4 separate regions of the Homo sapiens genome follow, and all the other regions are linked to region 1. The links are chromatin contacts, found by Hi-C or POLR2A ChIA-PET in ENCODE. All regions are on one chromosome and are shown on one strand. Each heading gives the region's core, a stretch centred on a gene start or an enhancer-like site at or near the end of the contact. The rest is flanking DNA. Distances are from core to core; before and after follow the strand shown. Region 1 overlaps REEP1 (receptor accessory protein 1). Region 2 overlaps RNF103-CHMP3 (RNF103-CHMP3 readthrough). Region 3 holds the start of RNF103 (ring finger protein 103). Region 4 overlaps KDM3A (lysine demethylase 3A).

Evidence for each region. A loop is a pair of places that touch in the nucleus more often than their neighbours do. ChIA-PET counts read pairs that join two places held with the same protein, here RNA polymerase II (POLR2A). Pooled maps may share reads with other maps.
Region 2: a loop to region 1 is called in a map of naive thymus-derived CD4-positive, alpha-beta T cell, with 19 times the contacts of the local background. The contact joins two enhancer-like sites. A Hi-C loop is called at or near these places in 1 of 168 maps with a recorded cell type or tissue (naive thymus-derived CD4-positive, alpha-beta T cell) and 8 of 50 pooled maps. POLR2A ChIA-PET finds 5 or more read pairs at or near these places in 5 of 52 experiments (OCI-LY7, T-cell, activated CD4-positive, alpha-beta T cell and 2 more).
Region 3: a map of ascending aorta shows a loop between it and region 1 (6-fold over the local background). The contact joins the promoter of RNF103 here to the enhancer-like site in region 1. A Hi-C loop is called at or near these places in 5 of 168 maps with a recorded cell type or tissue (MCF 10A, ascending aorta, chondrocyte and 2 more), 8 of 37 single-sample maps with no recorded cell type and 19 of 50 pooled maps. POLR2A ChIA-PET finds 5 or more read pairs at or near these places in 3 of 52 experiments (activated CD4-positive, alpha-beta T cell, activated CD4-positive, alpha-beta memory T cell and activated naive CD4-positive, alpha-beta T cell).
Region 4: a loop to region 1 is called in a map of IMR-90, with 5 times the contacts of the local background. The contact joins two enhancer-like sites. A Hi-C loop is called at or near these places in 1 of 168 maps with a recorded cell type or tissue (IMR-90) and 4 of 50 pooled maps. POLR2A ChIA-PET finds 5 or more read pairs at or near these places in 1 of 52 experiments (WTC11).

Annotation. Positions count from the first base shown.
Region 1 is chr2:86,218,224-86,223,121 of GRCh38, reverse strand. REEP1 (receptor accessory protein 1) reads left to right here. Exons shown (of 9, transcript NM_001371279.1): 8 at 3,001-3,152. Among named protein-coding and RNA genes, the nearest start is that of MRPL35, 21 kb to the right of the region's middle. RefSeq lists an enhancer at 4,662-4,898. Within about 2 kb of position 1,846, at least 3 of the 41 ENCODE cell types and tissues checked have a DNase peak (open chromatin) inside an H3K27ac peak, as active enhancers do; they include ascending aorta, where a contact is called at or near this core.
Region 2 is chr2:86,673,178-86,678,075 of GRCh38, reverse strand. The region is part of intron 2 of RNF103-CHMP3 (RNF103-CHMP3 readthrough); the gene reads left to right. Among named protein-coding and RNA genes, the nearest start is that of RMND5A, 45 kb to the left of the region's middle. Within about 2 kb of position 2,280, at least 4 of the 41 ENCODE cell types and tissues checked have a DNase peak (open chromatin) inside an H3K27ac peak, as active enhancers do.
Region 3 is chr2:86,621,510-86,626,407 of GRCh38, reverse strand. RNF103 (ring finger protein 103) reads left to right here and starts at 2,543. Exons shown (of 4, transcript NM_005667.4): 1 at 2,543-3,747. The coding sequence starts at 3,522. The region is part of intron 2 of RNF103-CHMP3 (RNF103-CHMP3 readthrough); the gene reads left to right. RefSeq lists silencers at 2,353-2,522, 2,603-3,142, 3,413-3,492, 3,673-3,722 and an enhancer at 2,348-2,642.
Region 4 is chr2:86,480,165-86,485,062 of GRCh38, reverse strand. It overlaps KDM3A (lysine demethylase 3A), which reads right to left. Exons shown (of 26, transcript NM_018433.6): 16 at 4,701-4,896; 17 at 2,961-3,133; 18 at 2,369-2,605; 19 at 905-1,076; 20 at 34-121. Among named protein-coding and RNA genes, the nearest start is that of KDM3A, 41 kb to the right of the region's middle. RefSeq lists an enhancer at 2,058-3,257. Within about 2 kb of position 2,847, at least 3 of the 41 ENCODE cell types and tissues checked have a DNase peak (open chromatin) inside an H3K27ac peak, as active enhancers do.

The DNA of each region.
Region 1 (4,898 bases), core at 597-3,096:
ATAGTGGCAGCTCTGCAGGCTCAAGGCCGTGGCCACCATCACCTGAGGTTTGCAAGTTGTTATGGCCATGACCTTGGGCGGGAGACCCTCCTCCCACACACATTGTCTCTGGGAGCCAATTAGAGTACTAAGATGTGGATAGCAATACTCTTTCAGGCCTGTTGCCAGGGGTAAGGACCTGTTGGGTCACCAATCTTTAGATCTTCAGGGACAAGAACATGGAGGAGGCAGAGCATGGGATTTTCTACCCAGCTACTCACTCTCCTGCTCCTCCTGGTGCCCCTCTTTTGGGACTATGTTCTGTGGGGTTCATTTCTCCATTTATACTCCTTCCTGATATAAAAAGGAGTTAGGTCTACTTGTGGAAATATATCTAAAGTAGCAAATCAAAGTAAGAAAATTGAAGCATGGGGAGAAGGGAGTGGGCAAGTAAGATGGAATCAGTGGGGAGAAGGACATTTTAAATGCATACCATCAAGGTGTAGACTGTTGAGACACCTGGCTTCCTTGAAACCACTGCAAAGAGGGAAATACAATTATTAAGAGATTCAGTCCACTGTGCAACAGCCAGCTAGAGGCGTGGAAGCTTGTCTTATTTAGAATGTTTATTCTCACTGGTTCTGAGAGTAAGGCAAATATTATAGACAACACTCTTGGCAGAAATGCTCAGCGGACACAGTGACTAGGAGATGTCTTATCTTCTTAGGAGGTTCTCTCTGTAGCTTCTTCCTGAGGCTATTCTGGCTCCCTCACTGCCCACACTGGCCTCTTTTGCTCCCAGCCTCTGCTGAGCTGAGCACTTGTTTCTATTCCTGCTTGGATATCTGGGTTGTCCTTGAACCATCACTCCTACTGGGCTGGAGGGTCATTTCTTTTCTACCCTGCAATCCTTGCAGTGGAGAACATGCACAAAGCCATTTTGGTTTCAGTCCTGAGATTATAGTGATGATGGTGATTTTGGTAAGTGTGAGTTCATTGCTCAGCCTCAGTGAATCCAGACTGGATAACTAGCCTGGGTTGTTAGATGCCTGAGGATCTCACGGTGACTTTGGGCCACCTTCTGACACCCACAACCATCAGTACAGGGAAAGCCCTGGACCTGGATGTGGAGGGTACAGCATATGCAGAGGCACAGTCTCGAACCGGTACCCACCCCACTTCCATGTCATGGAGTTGGCTGCTGGGGTGGAGCTGGCCAGGCTGCTTCTGCAGTTTTTGCCTTGGTCTGAGGGCTTTTGGTCTTTTTTCCCTCCTGCCAGGCAGGAGGTATCTGTGTCCAGAAGGAATTTCCTGGTTTGGTTAATGGGGGTGTCAAGCTCTGACTTGGGACTAGAGCTGAGCTCTCTGAGATGACTTCAGGATTCTATTTAGTTTAGTTGATGAGTGGCCACTGTGTGCCCAGCCCTGGGTCAGGTGCTCAGAGAGACTGAGGGAGGATCAGCCATGGCCCCCCAGTCTCAGGATGCCTTCTGTTGGCTGAGGCAATGAGACTGACATGAGGACCAGGGCACCCAACACAAGCTGTGTGGCACAGCCTCCAAGCACTGTCGGGTCTCAGAGTGGGGAGGCCAGGGAGGGTCAGAGTATTCAGCGAGGGCTCCCTGGAGTCACTGGTCTTTGTGCTCAACAGGATGCAGCTGATTAGGACAGAGGAAGGGAGCAGAGGACAAACTAAGCCCAGAGTAAATAAGCTGAGGGAAGTGCAGAGTAGAAATAAAATAATAATAGTAATTTAAAAATCAAAGGAACATCAGTGATCTCAGGACTTTACTTACTAAGGCCCAGTCTGAACCAATCACACCCCAGCCTAAAATTCAGCTTTGCATGTTGTGCTGCTTCCTGCTGGCTGTTGGGGAGCACAGCAGTGGTAACTGGTAAAGCTGCCCAAGATTAGGGTTCAGTTGTCTGTTTTTTTACTCCACGCCTGGTGGTGGTATAGTCTAGCAAGTCCACTGTTGATGGAGAGAGAGCACATTCGGTGGCTGAATATGTTCTTAGGAGCAGGGTGTCTCAAGAAGAGCTGTGGTTTCTATCTGGAGGCCTCACGGTGATTGGACCAGATGACTTGAGAACCCCTTAGTCTTGCATTCTGTGATTCTAGGTAAAAACAATAGATGCAGCATAGAAAAATGTGTGTGTGTGATACCAGATAAGCTGGGTAGGGGCAGAAGATATTTTACATCTCAACTAAGAACCGCCTAGCAGATGACATGGAATATGTATTAGCATTTAACATTTAAAAAATACTGTGCGTTCAATGAGATGAATTAATTCTGAAGCTTTTCCCGCAGATGTATTCAAGGCAGACTGAAACAGGAATCTTGCTATCATTTTTTTTGGCAGAGGCATCTGTCAGATTCTCCTTCCTTAGGTTTCTCTGCTTCTCTAGGACTGGGCCTTCGCAAAAAAAAAAACAAACAAAAAAACTATATAGCTTTGTTTAAGGTTATCACTTAAGGCCTCCTGGCATTTTATATCCTGTCTCTTACAGGATGCTTGGAATTGAATATGCAAGTATAATATACAATGTCAACATGGCTTGTATGTACAACATAGAAACTGCTCTCCCACCCCACCCCACATCACTGCTGCCATCCTCTCTAGAGGAGATTCTTTCCCTGAGCATTCACCTGGTGTGGGATCACAGGACTGAGCTGCAGGGATTGATGTGTCTCAGTTAAAGCCGCTTCTTTCTTCACCCAGGGAAGTGATGCCCCCTTAGTAAATCTACTGAATTACTCAGAATTCAGTAGATTCTGAGTCTGTGGTTGTTTCTGTGCACAGTGCCTGGAGATTCACACAACTGCACTTTCACAATCCCAGATCCCCTGTAAGGAGGCCCCCAAAACATCAGTGCTTCCTCAGACCGAGGGGCCTCAGCTGTCCTCACAGGCCTGGTTTGCTGTGCTGTGTGCCTAACCTTGCCCTTCCCTGCTCCCTGCACTGATGCTTCCTTGCTATACCTTGTCTCATCTGTGTAGATTGTAAATGGACATTAAGTGGTTGAGGGAGATGTGAATGAGGGTGGTATGAAGGCATGGGAGCCCCACCAGGTCCAAAACCCATTGGCGTTTTCTGACGACGAGGAGGAAGACCTGCTGGATTTCATGTACAAGTATAAAGCACCTCGAAGGATGGAATTGCCCCTGGAGGTACACAGTGTCTGGGGCTGTGGGTTGGAGTGTGTTTGTCCAAAGGCTATGCCCTGGAGATTGGGGGTCCTGGGAGCAGCATCTCTTGGGGCACCAACATCTCCTCAATACCTGGGGTGGAAAGATCTCCTTCCATCAAACAAGCAGAACCAGTCACTGGATAGCATCCAGCTACTTGCCAAGGAGAGGAAATCCTATTAATTTCATTTAGAAATAGGAGCGTGAGCCGGGTGCAGTGGCTTATGCCTGTAATCCCAGCACTTTGGGAGGCCGAGGCAGGTGGATCACCTGAGGTCAGGAGTTCGAGACCAGCCTGGCCAACATGGCAAAACCCCTTATCTACTGAAAATACAAAAATTAGCCGGGTGTAGTGGCGCGCACCTGTAGTCCCAGCTGCTTGGGAAACTGAGGCAGGAGACTCGCTTGAACCCAGGAGGAGGAGGTTGCAGTGAGACTGCACTGCTGCACTCCAGCCGGGATGACACAGCGAGACTCCTTCTCAAAAAAAAAAAAAAAAAGAAAAGAAAAACAAATAGGAGAGTGGTAAAGTATCTAGGTCTTTATTGTTTTGTTTTGGTTTTTCCAGGTATTAACAACTACCACTCTAAGTTGACGTACAAGTGAAAAACAACCCAAATTGACTGTTTTGGGGGAAGAAAACTCAGAATGTGTTATTTGAAAAGTTTTTATAAATAAGAACAAGGCTTGTTCATCGCTGTATCTCCAAGACACAGCATATAGTGCCTGGTATAAAGTAGCTATTCATGAAATGTTAGTGAAGGGGTATAGCCCTTTAGGGTTACCAAAACCAATACCCTTGACATATATGCTATTTTCAGTTGTAGGATGTGGATGGAGTTCTGGCAGCAGGAGGGCTGAGCCTGGAGCCTCCTGGGCCTTGCTCTGTGATGTGGGTAGGGAGTCACCAGTCATGAGCACAGGTGCAGGGACCCCAGTCTTTCTCTCTGCTTCCTAAGGTCTCCTCTCCTATTCCCCATCTGCTGAGTATCACGGCCTGAGAGGCCATCTGAAGCAAATAGGAAGTCTCCGTACAGACCCTTGTGAGACTTATATGGGGAGATGCCTTGAAATGTTCCCTTCTGCAGACACTGAGCAGCCTAGCATTCTTATTTGTTAGGACTGTAATTATGACCACCTCCATGTGCAGTTCATCAGGTTCCTTTGCAAGGTGAGGCACACATGCATCCCTTTTAAAGTTAGAGGGTTTGGGAAAGGATGTTCTGGGCTTGGACACTGCTGGAGGAGTCTGGCCTGGGCAATCTGGCCTGGGCAGCCTCCTGATGGGGAGAGGAGCCCAGCCTAAAGAATTCTAAGGCCCAAGGGTTTGTGCTGTTTTGCTTTTGTTTATTAAAGCTGCACAAACTGCTTTACTGTTTACAGTTCACCAGCCTGCCAAGAGGCAGATTACTATAAAGGTGGGTTCCGTTGTTTCCGTTTTCAGTGTCTGTCCAGAGGTGGCTGGTAAGCATTTCCTAGTGGTAAGGCTGTAGCATGAGGACTCTATGAGAGGGCCTGAGTCTTGTTTTCTGGCTCATTCACTTCCTGCCTTGTATGTGCCTGCCCAGCACTGAGCCACTTACCAGGAAATGGTGGTGAATGCGACATGGGCCTGCCCTCAGGAAGTCCCCAGTCTGGTGGGGAGAGAGTGAGCAGGGCCCCCACACACTCCCTTCCCACTGGGTGCAAAGTCCTCTGCTGGGGGACATGTACAAAACATGAGAGAAC
Region 2 (4,898 bases), core at 1,031-3,530, 450 kb before region 1:
AAATGCAAATTTGAGAAATTCCCTCTCTTGCTTCAAATCCTTCAGTGACTCCCCTCTGTCCATGCTGCAAAGTCCAAGTTCCTCAGCATGGCTCACAAAGCCTTTATCATCTGCTCCCCACCCACTCATTCAAACTAGTCCCTGGTCCCTCCTCTGCTACACTCCAACACTAATTGAGGATATTAATAATGAATCACCTCTAAGGCACCAACACACATCTATTGAGCTATTAAAATAATTGAAAAAAGTTTTTAAAAACATTGTTTAATAACATCAAAAGAAAAACTACACATATGCCCGTCAAATGAAGAATGGGTAAAGAAAAGGTGGCATCCTCACTTAGTGGAGTAACACTTAGTAATGAAAAGAATGACCCACTGCCATATGCAACAACCAGATGGATGGATTTCACAGATATAGTGATGAGCAAAAGAAGGCAGGCATGCAAGAGTACACAAGAGTATGGTTCCATTTATGTGAAGTTCAAGATTAGGCAAAATTAATCTATGGTTGTGGAAGTCAGAATGTGGTTACTTCTGCAGCTGGTATTGACTAGGAAGGGGCACAAGAGAAACTTCTGGAGAGCTGGAAATGTTTTGAATCTTCATATGGGTGGTGATTACACAGAGCCTGTATATTTATCTATCTATCCATCTCTATCTGTAGATATTAATCAAGCCATATAATTAAGATTTGTATGCTTTGCCACATATATGTTACACCCTGTTTTAGTCCGTTTGAGTTGCTATAACAAAATGCCATAAACTAGGTGGATTATAAACAATAGGAATTTATTTCTCATAATTCTGGAGGCTGGGAAGTCCAAGATCAAGGCACTGGCAGAGTCAGTGTCTGGTGGGGGCCTGCTTTCTCAGGGTTAACGATCTTCTGGCTGTAACCTCACATGGCAGAAATAGCAAGGGGTATCTCTCTGGCCACTTTCATCAGGACACTAATCCCATTCACAAGGCTCTAACCTCATGACCTAATCATCTCTCAAAGGCCCCCACCTCCTATACCATCATTTTGGGGATTACGATTTCAATATACAGATTTTGGGGGGACACAAACTTTCAGATCATAGCACATCTCAATTTAAAAATTGCTAAATTAGGCAGGGCGTGGTGGCTCACGCCTGTAATCCCAGAACTTTGGGAGGCTGAGGCAGGCAGATCATGAGGTCAGGAGATTGAGAACATCCTGGCTAGCATGGTGAAACCCTGTTTCTACTAACAATACAAAAAATTAGCCGAGCGTGGTGGCGCACGCCTGTAATCCCAGCTACTTGGGAGGCTGAGGCAGAAGAATTGCTTGAACCCGGGAGGCAGAGGTTGCAGTGAGCTGAGATCATGCCATTGCACTCCAGCTTGGGCAACAAGAGCAAAACTCCATCCCCCTCGGTAAAAAAATATTGCTAAATTAAAAAAAATTGCTGAGGGGGCACAGGGAGACAGGTACACAGCTGGCTGCCCTATAAATTGATAAAAATCTTTTGGAAAGCAGTCAAGTAATATGTAAAGAGAGTTAACACTTGGCATTCTTTCCTCTACTAATTCACTTTTGGTAAGAAATTTTTCTAAGAAATCAACAGGAAAGAATTTACAAACCATTTGTACAAATACGTTTAGAACAATATTATCCATAAAAATGAAAAACTCTATATAAACCAAAAGTCCAATTATTGCGAAAAGTTTAAGTAAAGTATGGTAAGATAATATAATAGAACTGTGTATGGTCTTTTTAAATTATCTTACAACTTATTCAATACATGAAAAATTATATAAAAATTAATGTTGATTCCAAAATCAGAATGCAAATATCAGATACCAAATTATATCAGTTATCTATTATTATGTACAAACTACCTAAAAGTTAATGACTTAAAACAAGAACCATTTTATTTACCCACAATTCTGTGGGTCAGCAATTTGGGCTGGGCTCAGCTAAATGGTCTCTTGGTTGGCCTGGTCTGGGTTTACTCTTGTGACTATAGTCATCTAGTAGCTCAACTCAAGTTGGATGGTATAAAAAGGCCTTGCTCACATGTCTGGTGTTTGAAAGTGGGCCTTTCTGTCTCCACATGGTCTGTCATAGCAAGGAGGCTATTCCAAGCTCCTTCACATGACGACAGCAGCATTGCAGGAGGGCAAGAGCAGAAACTACAATCTGTTGGGCAAAGCCGTTCATAAGACCAACAGAGATTCAAGAGGAGACGCAATCAACTTCACCTCTAGGTGGCATGCCTCATACTACCACCTGTATTATCTTTACAAAACAGACCTGTCCAGGTAACCTGATGAGGAAATTAAGTACCATGTGTCTTCTAGGTTGCAGACAGAAAGGAAACTCTGCCTCCTTTCCCATCCTTGGCAGCCAGGGCTCTGTGTGCTAATAGGTTGGGCACCAAGTCTGAGCCCTTGGAGAGACAGCAGGAGAGGCTGAGGGTTGAGGCTGAGGTGAAGCTAGGGTGAAGGGGGATAAGAAAAGGGATGGGAGGAATATGTGGTCATTAAACAGTCTACACACCAATGATTCACAGCCAATCTTAAAGTGAAGATGTACATCATATATGTTTACACTGATAAGGATTGGAGAAACATCCAAAAAAGCTGTAGCAGGTTGTTTTATAGGTATGAATTTTTTCCTCATAAAATTGTCAGTTTAAAAAAAGCCCTAAGGGAAAAAAACCTCGCATGCCTAAATATATTCATTTGACTACACTAAATGGGACACAGAAGAATATTTTATGTACAAGCAGTACTCATAAAAGATACCAGATGAGCAAGTCCAGAGCCTCAGATTCTATATTTAACAACAAAGCAGACAATGGCAAGGACCAGATCGGCTTTCTTGGAAGCTTTGCACAAAGATTTTCCAAAAGATTTTTCATGGGTTGTTATAGAAGAAAATGCTACATACCTGCTTATAAGCAAAGGTTTTTTTTTATTTCCCCTAGACTTCTGAGTAGCATTACCCTATGCCACCGAAACAGCTCTCTCCACACTACATTATTTTAGTTTTCTTCCACTCAGTGAACATTTGTCCTCACATTCTTATTTCTTTCTTTCTTTTCTTTTTTTTTTTTTTTTGAGACAAAGTCTCGCTGTAGTCCCCCAGGCTGGAGTGCAATGGCACGATCTCAGCTCACTGCATCCTCCGCCTCCTGGGTTCAAGCAATTCTCCTGCCTCAGCCTCCCAAGTAGCTGGGATTACAGGCACCTGCCACCACGCCCGGCTAATTTTTGTATTTGTAGTAGCGACAGGGTTTCACCATGTTGGTCAGGCTGGTCTCGAACTCCTGACATCAGGTGATCCACCTGCCTCGGCCTCCCAAAGTGTTGGGATTACAGGCGTGAGCCACTGTGCCTGGCCTCACATTCTTATTTCTAGAAAACCTTTGTACTTCATATCTGAACTCATTTGATGCCCATTATTGTATTTCTTTTACCATTTTGATTTGATTTCTTCTTGCCTAGATAGATGCCTAGGACTTGTCCTAGATATATGGATATACAGCTCCTAAAACCTAATGTGGCTAAAACTGAATTCCTTTCCTCCCACAAGCTGTTGCTGCTCTCCATCTGCTTCTGGTAATAGCACCCTCATCATTCCAACCACATCCCAGGGTCAAAACTCTGGAACTTTGTTCCTTCTCACTTTCCTGCTAACATCCAGTTGGCTTTCTCAGCCAACTGAATCAACTCCTGGAAAGTCTCTCTGGTTGCTTCCATTCTAATCCCCAAAGGGCCCCAATTCAGCCTTCATCAGCTTGTCTGATTATAACTGCCCTTCTCTCTCTCTCTGTGGTTCTTTTTCATGCCTCATAGTGCCACCTGTGTTATCTTTACAAAACAGACCTGTCCCGGTAACCTGATGAGGAAATTAAGTATCATGTGTCTTCTAGCTTGTAGACAGAAAGGGAACTCTGCCTCCTTCCCCATCCTTGGCAGCCAGGTCTCTGTGTGCTAATAGGTTGGATACCAAGTCTGAGCCCTTGGAAAGACAGGAGGAGAGGCTGAGGGCTGAGGCTGAGGTGCATCTAGGTAATGGTGTCATGCCCTGCTGCTCAAAATGTGGCCTACAGACCAGCAGCACCAGCAGCACCTGGGAGTTTGTAGAAATGCAGAATCTCAGGTGCCACCCAGACCTACTGAATCAGAATCTGCATTTTAACAAGATCCGTATGTGATTGGTGCACACTGAAGTCTGGGAAGCATTGTAAGGGATACCTTTTGTGCCTCACTTTCAACGCTTTAAATCCCCTTGGCCTCACCTCTGACTCCAGCAGTAATCGCTAGTAGCAGTGGTCAGCAGCGTCCAGCTCACTTATATATCTATACATTGCCTTGCACTCTTTCCCTCATCGGCTGCCCCTATCTCTCACTCTTTCTTCTGGGTCAACTTCCCAAATAAACTATTAAATCCAAATCCTTGTTTCAGGTTCTCCTTCCAGGGAACCCAGCCTTAGATGATTAAAAAAATTGAGGAGGGCCTGAAGAAGCAGGGCAGCAGTGCTCTGGAGGTGGCAGAATCACAGCTGGTGTTAACGAGGTAAGAGTTCAGGGCCTACACAATGAGCACCAGGTTTGGGGAAAACACAGCTGAGACTCCTAGACCTCAGTTTGGCAAAGAAGTGTGTCCCACCCTAGGTTACCTGCCTTCAAGGCAGGGCCAGCTTCATGGGCCTATGATCTGTGCTGTCACACAGGGCCCTGTACTCCAAAGGGCCCTGTGTTTGGTGTAATGCTCACTTGTTACCATTTTGAAATTCTTAGTAATTTTTGAACAAGGGGCTGTGTTTTCATTGCATACTGAGCCCTGCAAATTATGTAGCTGGTCCTGATCCTAGGGTGGGAAGAGAGAGCAAAGTTCAGACCACAGGCTGAAAGATTCCTCTT
Region 3 (4,898 bases), core at 1,294-3,793, 400 kb before region 1:
CCGCTAAACCTCCGGACCAGGAAAACAGTCCTAGTGGGTTTTTTTGTTTTGTTTTGTTGTTGTTGTTTTTTTTTTAGATTACAAAGTAATACATGATTATTTCAGAAAATATAATAAAACAGAGATATAGCATAAAAGAAAAAATATTCTAAATCCCATCACTTAGAGGTGAATACACCTAACAATTTAGTGGATACATCTCTGTCTTTTTGTAATACAGATACAAAAATAGGATCATATGACGCAAACTTCTCAGTCACCTGGTTTTTTTCACCAAACACTATATTTTGGACATGGTTCCATGTCCATAACCGTGTGTCTACATTTTTCTTTTTAGTGGCTGCCTCATGGTTCATCATTTGAATTACTGTATTTGATCAATCCTCTGTCACTAGATATTTGGGTTCTTCCTTTTTTCTTTCCAGCATTAACTCTGCAACAACGACGAAATTCTATACACACATCTTTGTGCCCATGTCCAATTATTCCTCAAGATAAATTTCCTGAAGAGAGATTACTGTGCCAAAGAGCTTGTATTTTATGGGGGGCTTCTAACCCACATTGTATACCCCACCAACATAGAATGTGCTTGTCCATACTCTCTTATTCAGATGACCCAATGTGTTCTCTTATCAATGCTTTTATCCCTCCTGTGGGTTAACCATGAATGAAACAAAGCAAGGGGGTTGGGATGGGAGGCAGTTGAAACAAACAAGAAATTTAAAAAGAGTTCTTTAATTCCTTCTTTCTAGTCCCTCCCACACTCTAATGTTTTTTTCCAATTTGGAACTCTGGCCTGACTGGTTCCACCCTCAGCTCACACACCAACTTTCCCTGCCCATGCCTATTCTGTATTTTTGAGATTGGGTCAGTCTCTCCTCACTAGCGAGTACATACATTCCTTTGAGGTGAGGGACATCACCTTCAGTGTCAAGGTTTGGACAATATCATCAAAGGGTCACCAAGACATGCCCAAGAATTCTGAAATTTCAGAACCAGGCTTGTTAGAATCAGTTGTTTAACACAGTCTCCCACACTGATCTGCCAGCCACGAGAACAAAGCCACATGGAAGCTAAAGACACAGGGGCAGTGTCCAGTTGCTGGCTGGACATTCCTACACCTCCTCCTCTGATTCTCAATGCTCCCTGGGCCCATCCCCTTCCAACTCCTCCCCCACTAGCCCGGCACTGAAATGCCCTTGTTCACTTTATTTTAAATGGGCACCATTCGGAGGCTACATTCTCACAGTCCATTCTTTGCTTCCCGTTCCTCCCTTGCTCCATGACCTGGGATCATGATCCCTTTCTTCCTAAAACTTTCACCCCTAGTTTCAGATAGTTGACAGTTTTGCACAAATAGTAACATTTCCCCGTAATTACTGTTTTTTTTTTCCTTCCTTATCAAAAGGGGCTGGTCAAAGCCAACCTTGTTCAGTTTATGAACCCAACTCCTTCCTCCCTCAAGACTGACACAGAGATTGACGTAAAGAGTACGCTCGGCCCGGTTAAATTTATAAGCACAGAACCAGGTATCGCATGCTTGTCCATGTGACTCTTTTTTTTCTTTTCTTTCTTTCTTTTTTTTTTTTTTTTTTTTTTTTTTTTTTTGAGACGGAGTCTTGCTATGTCACCCAGGCTGGATGGAGTGCAGTGGCGCGATCTCAGCTCCCTACAAGCTCCGCCTCCCGGGTTCACGCCATTCTCCTGCCTTAGCCTCCCGAGTAGCTGGGACTACAGGGGCCCACCACCACGCCGGCCTAATTTTTTGTATTTTTAATAGAGGCAGGGTTTCACCGTGTTAACCAGGATGGTCTCGAACTCCTGACCTCGTGATCTGCCCGCCTCGGCCTCCCAAAGTGCTGGGATTACAGGCGTGAGCCACTGTGCCAGGCCCATGTACAAAATAAAGCACCCGGAACTTTGCACCTGGACTTATCTACACTCGACAATCTTTGTCCTAGGAACTCAGGGAGTCCACACCAGGCTTTTAACACCCTTGAGACTGAAGGAGGGAAAAGGCTGTAACTGGCAGCGACAACTGGGCCTAGTATAACGCGAACTCCAGTTTTGGCCAAACCTCCTCCAACACACATGTGCAAAGCCACATTCTCATGAAGAGGGGGCAAAACATTTGCTTTCTGGGTTTAACCTTCTACCATCTCAAACCAACTGTGCCAAAAATTTCCCTGTTCACCAGGATTCATCAAAAAACGTACATTTCTATTTTCACCGATTTTAAGAGAATAATTAACTGCTCTATTTTTACAAAAAATACACAAAGTGATACAATCTAAAGACTAATCCTCAGACAAAATCAATTGCTAAACATTGGAGGGGCAAAAGGGGAGACCACGCCGCAAAAGCACGGAGAGGCAACTTTCGGCACCGCGGGAAGGCCCCGACCACGCTGCGGCTCCGCCTCTCCTCCCGCCCCTCGTTCGGTAGTCCGGTAGCCCCGCGGCTCCCCGAATTCCCCGCCCTCGGCCCCTGCGGGCGCACCCTGCAGGCCCCGCCCCGGCCCCGCCTCATCGCGACGTCAGTTGTTATGTCTCGGCTCCGGCCGCGGCCGCCGCTGATACACGGTTGTGGAGGGTACGGCCGCGGTCTCCGGAGGTGGCGGGGGTGTTGGGGACGGGTGCTGCGACCGGCACTGCCCATCCGAGCGGGACGGGCGCTGAGTGGCCGGGAGGCAGCCGGGTAGCCGCCTGGAGGAGCAGTCTCGGGGCCTATTATTGGTTTTTTCCCTCCGAGACCGATTCCATCTGCAGAGACCGCGACGCCCCATCCTGGGCCGGGCCGCAGTGCCCGCCCGCCTGAGAGGCGCCGCCCGCCAGCCGGCCCGAGCGAACCTGGAGCCGCCGCCGTGCCCGCCGCTCTTCTCGCGGAGCCTGGGCGGTCGGCGGGGCCTGGGGCCTGGGCTTCGGGCGCGGCGTTGCGGCGGCCGCTCCTCCCCGCGCAGAACACGCTGGGCCCCGGGCCTGGCCCGGCCGAGCGCCGCGCCCTCCTGACCCGCGGCCGCGGGAGTCCGGCCCCCACGGCCCCTCGGGCCCCGGCCTGCCGCCCGGATCCCCGCCTCCTGGGCGGATCTGAGTTATTTTTTGGTCTCCCCCTCCCCCTTGAGATCGCGGCACCGGAGGGCCGACCCCGCCACCTGGGTCAGTGCCCGCCCCGGGGGAAGCGTCCCTCGTTTTGTTCTTCCCCGCGAGCTCTCCCCGCGCCCCTCTCCTTTCTGTGCTTAATGGATGGGGGTTTTGAGTTTTTCCCCTTTATTTTTGTCGGCTCTTGACTGGGAGGCCCGGCGCGAGGCTCTGCGTCTCTGCGTCCCTCGTCGCCGCCTCGCGCCCGCGCGGATCCCGTCACCTGCTTCCCCGCCGGGGATGGCCGGCCAGTGACGGCGCCGGGTGGCCCGCGCGTGGACACGGGGCCCTCGCCCAAGCTGCCACCGAGCCGCGGCCCCCGCCCTCGACCCTTCTCTCTCCCGTATTCCGAGCTCTCTGGAAAGAGAGGAAACTCCAGGGAAGATGTGGCTGAAGCTTTTTTTCTTGCTCCTCTATTTCCTGGTCCTGTTCGTCCTGGCCAGGTTTTTTGAGGCCATTGTGTGGTATGAAACTGGCATCTTTGCCACCCAGCTGGTGGATCCGGTGGCGCTGAGCTTCAAGAAGCTGAAGACCATTTTGGAGTGCCGGGGGTTGGGCTACTCAGGGTTGCCCGAGAAGAAGGATGTCCGGGAGCTGGTGGAAAAGTCAGGCGAGTATCGGGCTTCCCCTAGGGTCCCCTCCACCTGGGAGAGGGGACGACCTGTACCTCCTGGTACCTGGCTGTTCCCCCAGAGTGAGGCCTTTCCTGGAAGCGTTAAAGCTGCCCAGGTTTCTTCGTCCAAGCTTCCTACAATCAAGTATGCGGATCCCAGCTTTGAGGAGGAGTCTGAAATTATTTGGAGGAGTGTTGGTGTATCCTTTTAAGGTTATCGTAAAATGACAGTTTAAAGTGTGGCTTCTTAGCGTTGTTTACTAAGTTGAGTGATTTTCTCAAAATTCTGGAATATCAACTAGTTACAAACTGGAAAGCATTATTTGTCAGTTGAAGTTCATAAAAACGTAAGAAAAACTCCAAAACGTTGTCTGTCAATAGCAATATTTGTCACGATAGTAATAATAAGATACCCAGAGTGGGGACACATCTTTGGAATACTTACTATCAGAGGCACTTGGGCCTAGGATTTAAATGTTAAATCATGAGTTTGAATATAGACAGTATACACCGTACAGTATTAGCTTTTCAGACTTTAAGTTTGGTGAAAATAAGGCGAGCATTTTGTATAAATGCCTGCCATGTTCGAGTTTATATTATATTTCTGTTAGGATTTTTAAAAATTTGCATCTTGGATGTGTAAAAGAAAAATTTTTTTTGTCTTCTGTGTCACAGGTACCCTTGCATTGTTTAATGGGTTGAGAAATATACGTGAAATAGTGCTGAGAGAATATTCAATGTCTTAAAGAATGTGTTTTTAGTAATTGTTGGTTTTGGTAGGATTGGGTGAGAAATATGGTTAATTTTTTTCACTGCTGCACAAAGTATATCTTTGGATATACTTCCTGAAAGTGGAATGTAATTTGAGAAAGGCTTTCTGCGTTGCTGTGGGAAGCAGCTGAAACTGATGGTTATCTTTTTTGTTGTTTCAAGTATTTTTGTCAGCTGTATCTTTTACAAGACAAATCTTTTCCTTCTTTAGTACCTTATAGACATGTAGCGTGATAGACAAGAGTATGAGCTCGCTAGCAGTTTAACACTTGGATATTTGTAGGTTGCGGGTTATAAAACTCATATCTCACTATTAGGGTAGAGGAGAGGAACACACTCTGCAGAAGTGATAAATGTTTCTTTAGAGAAAATATAAA
Region 4 (4,898 bases), core at 1,598-4,097, 260 kb before region 1:
CAGAATCATCTCTCCCCACCTTCATAATCATACCTGGAAGGCATCATATCTCTAAAATCTTCTCCTGGTGGCCAGTCCTTAAGTTTCAACACCATTGGTTCTTTTTCATTTTTCAAACGATCTGAAAGGTAAACAGAATGAACTATTACTATTTATAATTCAGAAACAGACCAAAATAAATGACAAATTAGCATTTTATGCCTCAACAATACAAATAAAATATGTCTCTGCAAAATTTTCATAACCTGATAAATTTAGTATACAAATATTACTTTTCCTTAATTTTCCCCTCCTACCAACTATCCACCATTTTATTTCTGCAGTGTAAAAAAATCCATTTGTACCCAGGAGGCAGCAAGGTGCAGCAAAATAAAGATCACCAACTAATGGATCTGTGTCAGGGCCTTGTCTTTCCTAGAAGCTTATTAAGCTGCTACTCATTCTTGGGAGATTCAGCCGCTCCCTTTTGCCCACTGCATGTAGGTGGTATTTCAACAGCTGTCATCGATCCAATCTGCTCCTCCTCTACAGTGTTCCAGAAGAAGTGAGCAGCATCCCAACTAACCAACAGCAATGCACGTCAACCATCAAGGGTCACAGGTGTTTAGTAAACCCATTTTTCTGAGGCCAGCATGCAACAGAAATTACTTATTCTGCTCAGAGAGAGAGACTGACCCTATCTGATGTTCTGTCCAGGGACAACAAAGACCAACAGAACAGGTAATAATGCCTCAGTGTTTAAAAGCATAAACATTGTAACAAGGAAGGGGAGGAGAGACGTTAATTTTAAACTCCAAAATCCTGGAAAATGCTGCGGCTGCCACTGATGGGTCTCAGACTCCTGCCATTCCTGTGTCCCCTCCTTTCACATCCCCAACCCCCTTAAAAGATCTTTCATACATACTTGGAACATCTTCAAATCCATCCCAGAAGTCTCCTACTGTGGCTCCTGTGATGATTTCATTGGTCCTACAATTAACTAGGTCTACTTCCTGCTCACCAAACTCTTTCCTGAAGGATTCAGGTTTCCAAAGTTCAGAGTTCAATTTATGATGCACTCCAGACACCATCACTGGCTAAATGAAGAGAAGGAAAACTTTAGTCTGAACTCTGCCAGCTCTGTCCCCACTCCCGAAGGCAGTCCCTCTTCACACTGCTATTGGTATATTTCCATGGAGCTGGTGCTCCGTCTCAGATGGTGATGTGACAGTTTCGGCTTAGTTCTCTGAGCTCCCAAAGCACCTCCAACCTTCACCATTCATCTGCTACACACCCTTGCTCTCAAACTACATGGGTAAGCATCTAGGAGAAAGGATCACCTCTCCTAGTAAGATCTCATTACTTACAGCAAGACGGACTGTGAAGAAGACAAGCGCTGGAAGGAGTGTCCAGTGACACCAGTCACCAGTGAAACAGGGTGACTGACCCCACCGTACTTGAGCCTGTTATTGCCAAGCAGGAATATGGCCTGTGACACCCCTCACTACTACTGGCTGTGTGAGGGTGCCAAATCTTTTGGCCGTCTAAGACAACCCAGAAGCTCTAACCTTTATGTGAAATAGTCTAACATTAAAATATTGACAAGCAAGAAAGAAAGCCTGCCGATAAACTGTATTCAGCCCATCATTTTGTTTCTTGTCTATATATGATTAAATGAGCAAATCCTATTAGTACACTGGATGGAGAAAAACATTTTGGAAATTTATTTTTGGTTAAACACTCACATCTTTCTGTTTGGCAATTCTCCCAAATTCTTGTCCAAGAGCAGAGTGTTCCTTTAGCAAAGACCCTATCTGGCCAAACAGAGAAGCCAGAGATCCAGAAAACAGAACCAAAACAAGAAAGCACAGAAGCAGGCCTAGAAATTCTCCTAAAGATATTAACCGGCACTTAAGATCCAACAACACTGCCCTTTGAAGCAGGCACCTGGGGACTATGTGACACCACGCGGCCCTAGCCCACCTAGAACTGCCTTCAGCACAGGCTTTTCATTCAGGTAAGAGGGGTGCATGATTTTGTAGCACATTTTGTCTGATCTCCCAAATCCCATCAGCCTGTAGTCACACCCTCACTTCCTCTGCTGAAGTTTACCATAGGAATCACCAAGCCTGGATGCCCTCGTCAAAAACCCAACAGGGACTGGTAGGAAGCAACAAAAACCTGACTGGAAAAGTCCAGCTTAGGACCATCTGCTTTAAAAAGTAAGACCCATGGCCACATCCTGACCTGATTATATTCACCTGAAACAATAAAGAATAAAACAGGAGGTGAAGGAGGGGGAAAGCCTGGGGTGGGGTTGTCAGAAGTCTGCTAAAGGAACTGAGAAGGGGGTTCTGAATAGGGCAGGAGGATGGGAGGCCTACATTACCTGCCCTTGTTTCCAGCACTCCCTAAACACATTCCAGTTGCTCTTATTGTTGGGGTCTTGCAAGCACAGCAAGCGATTATCACAAAGCCAATAGTGAGGAGTGTCAAAGCCCAGAATGCTGGGCTTGATGGTTAGTCCTTGAGGCCTCTTAGATAAATCAGAAGTCGTCTTATTTTGCACCAAAGAGGCAAAGATGTCATCAAGGATTTTTGGTGTATTCTTGAGTCCATTTTCTGTCTGAATTGGAGAAAGAACAAAAGTCTCAAATATGTCATTCCCTTACCATCAAGAAACTCCATTCCCATAATGAGTATAGATTACATATCCAGAAGATTCCAAGCCAGGACCCCCAGGCAAAAAGGTACGTCCCCTGTCCCCACTTGACAACTCATAGAAGTGAGGTAACAGGAGAAAGTGGCCCAGCTCAGAACTATAGTCCCATAAAACCCATCCTCCAGTGACTCAGCCTTCTGAACCCACAAAGGTAAGTATGTGATTCAGTCTCCTTTCTACTTTCAGTTCCAACTTCTCTACTCTCTTCCTGTTCTGTCTTCAACTTTAAAACATGGAATACCAACAAACAAACACATACCTTTCCTGTAGAAGAATTCAAGAGATTCCGGAGGAAACCAGAATTGTTGTTGCTTACGGGTGTCAAAATTGTGCTGTTAAACGTATGGAGGACTGTGCTGGATTTGCTTAAAGGTGGGAGGGGTGGAAGGCATTTGATTTCATTCTTTAAAATTGGCATTGTTGGTTGTTTTTCTAAAATAAAACCAAAACATCCAGATGAAAAAACATTCTGAAAGGCAAATCCCTTATTAGTATTCTACTAGCAGAATTACTTTAGAACTTGCTTTCTATTTACTGAAACAAAAAAAATACTTTAGGGAGTAAGTATGAATGATATGATTTACTTAGACGATTCCTCACTGATGTTAAAAACAATAACTATCCAGTACAATGGAATTTTGTAAATTGACCTTTGTATCTAGCAACCCTGACAAATGTTTAGTAAATGTAGATTCTTTTGGATTTTTTGCATGTACTGTCTACAAATATTGGCAGCATTCTCTTTACACATTTTTTTTCCCTGAATGCACTGACCAGGACTTCCAGTACAATGCTTAATAAAGAGTGAAAACAGATATCCTTTGTCTTGTTCTTGAACACAGAAACTGTTTAAAAAAAAAAAAACAAAACCAAACAAACAAAAACCTCAAAGACCAGCTTGGCCAACATGGCAAAACCCCACTTCTACTAAAAATACAAATGTTAGCAGGGCGTGGTGGCAGGCGTCTATAATCCTAGCTATTTAGGAGGCTGAGGCAGGACAATGGCTTGAACCTGGGAGGCAGAGTGCAGTGTTGCAGTGAGCCAAGATCATGCCACTGCACTCCAGCCTGGCTGGACAGAGCAAGATTCCGTCTCAAAAAAACTCAAAACAAATTTTTAAAAAAATTCAACGACTATTTATGATGTCTCCAGTCTTGTTTTTTGGTTTAAACTCTTGATTAAGAATGTTCTTAATTTAAGAAGTTTTTTGTAAATCATTAACAGGTACTGAATTTTACTTAATGTTTTCCTGCATCTTGTCCCATGATTCTTCTACATTTTTGAATGTCAGACTGTATCTTCATTTCTGGAAAAACCTTGAAAAACTTGAATTCTTTTCCGGCCACTTGCTAATTGTCTTACTTCGGCTCAAATGAGCTGGTTTCTATATGCTTCAGCTTCCTCATCAGTAATACAGAAATAATGAGCAGTATTGATGATTGGGCATCACAGAATTACATCACATGTAAAGAGAGGGCCTGGACCACAACAGGAGTTTGAATATTCCTTTTCCTCTTTCTAAGGTATGTATAAACTCACCAGCTGTGCTCTTGCCAGCTTTTCAAATTATTTTTTTCTACAACAGTCATCTTAGACTTAATTTATGAGTTCTTTTAAGAGCTCCTTATCACATTTTTAAAGCTATATAAAGGTTTTTCCAGAAATTCAGATGTAGTCTAACATTCAAATATTCCTTCATTTACAGTGTCAAATTTGATTCATTAAAATTTTGCTCCAGATCTTTGCATGAAAGAAGTGGCCTGCAATTCTTCTCTTCTGTAACACAGCCAGAAGGTGGAAGTCCCTAAATTTTAATGCAGCAAAATTTCTCCTCTTTGGTGCTGCATTTCAAAAACACTTTCATTTGTGGCAGGTTCCAGGATGACTCCAGAGAAGCACTTTCCATTCCACACGACTTCTAACCACTGTTCTCTCAAGTCCTTCCACGAATGGACTAAAATACTCAAGAACAAACACAAAAGCAGGAAACACTCACCCTTGTTTTCCTTGTTGACATTCCCGCTGGTTAGGTCGGCCAGCCAGTTTAGAGGAGATGTGCTGGCTGGACAGGCAGGCTTCATGCTGCCGGCTGGCTTGGAGGCTGCTTCCCCACCCACAGCTGCTGGCTCCAACACTGAGGGATTCTGCTGGAGCACTGCACCAAGAGTCGGTTTTTCTCCAGCTAAAGAAGTCT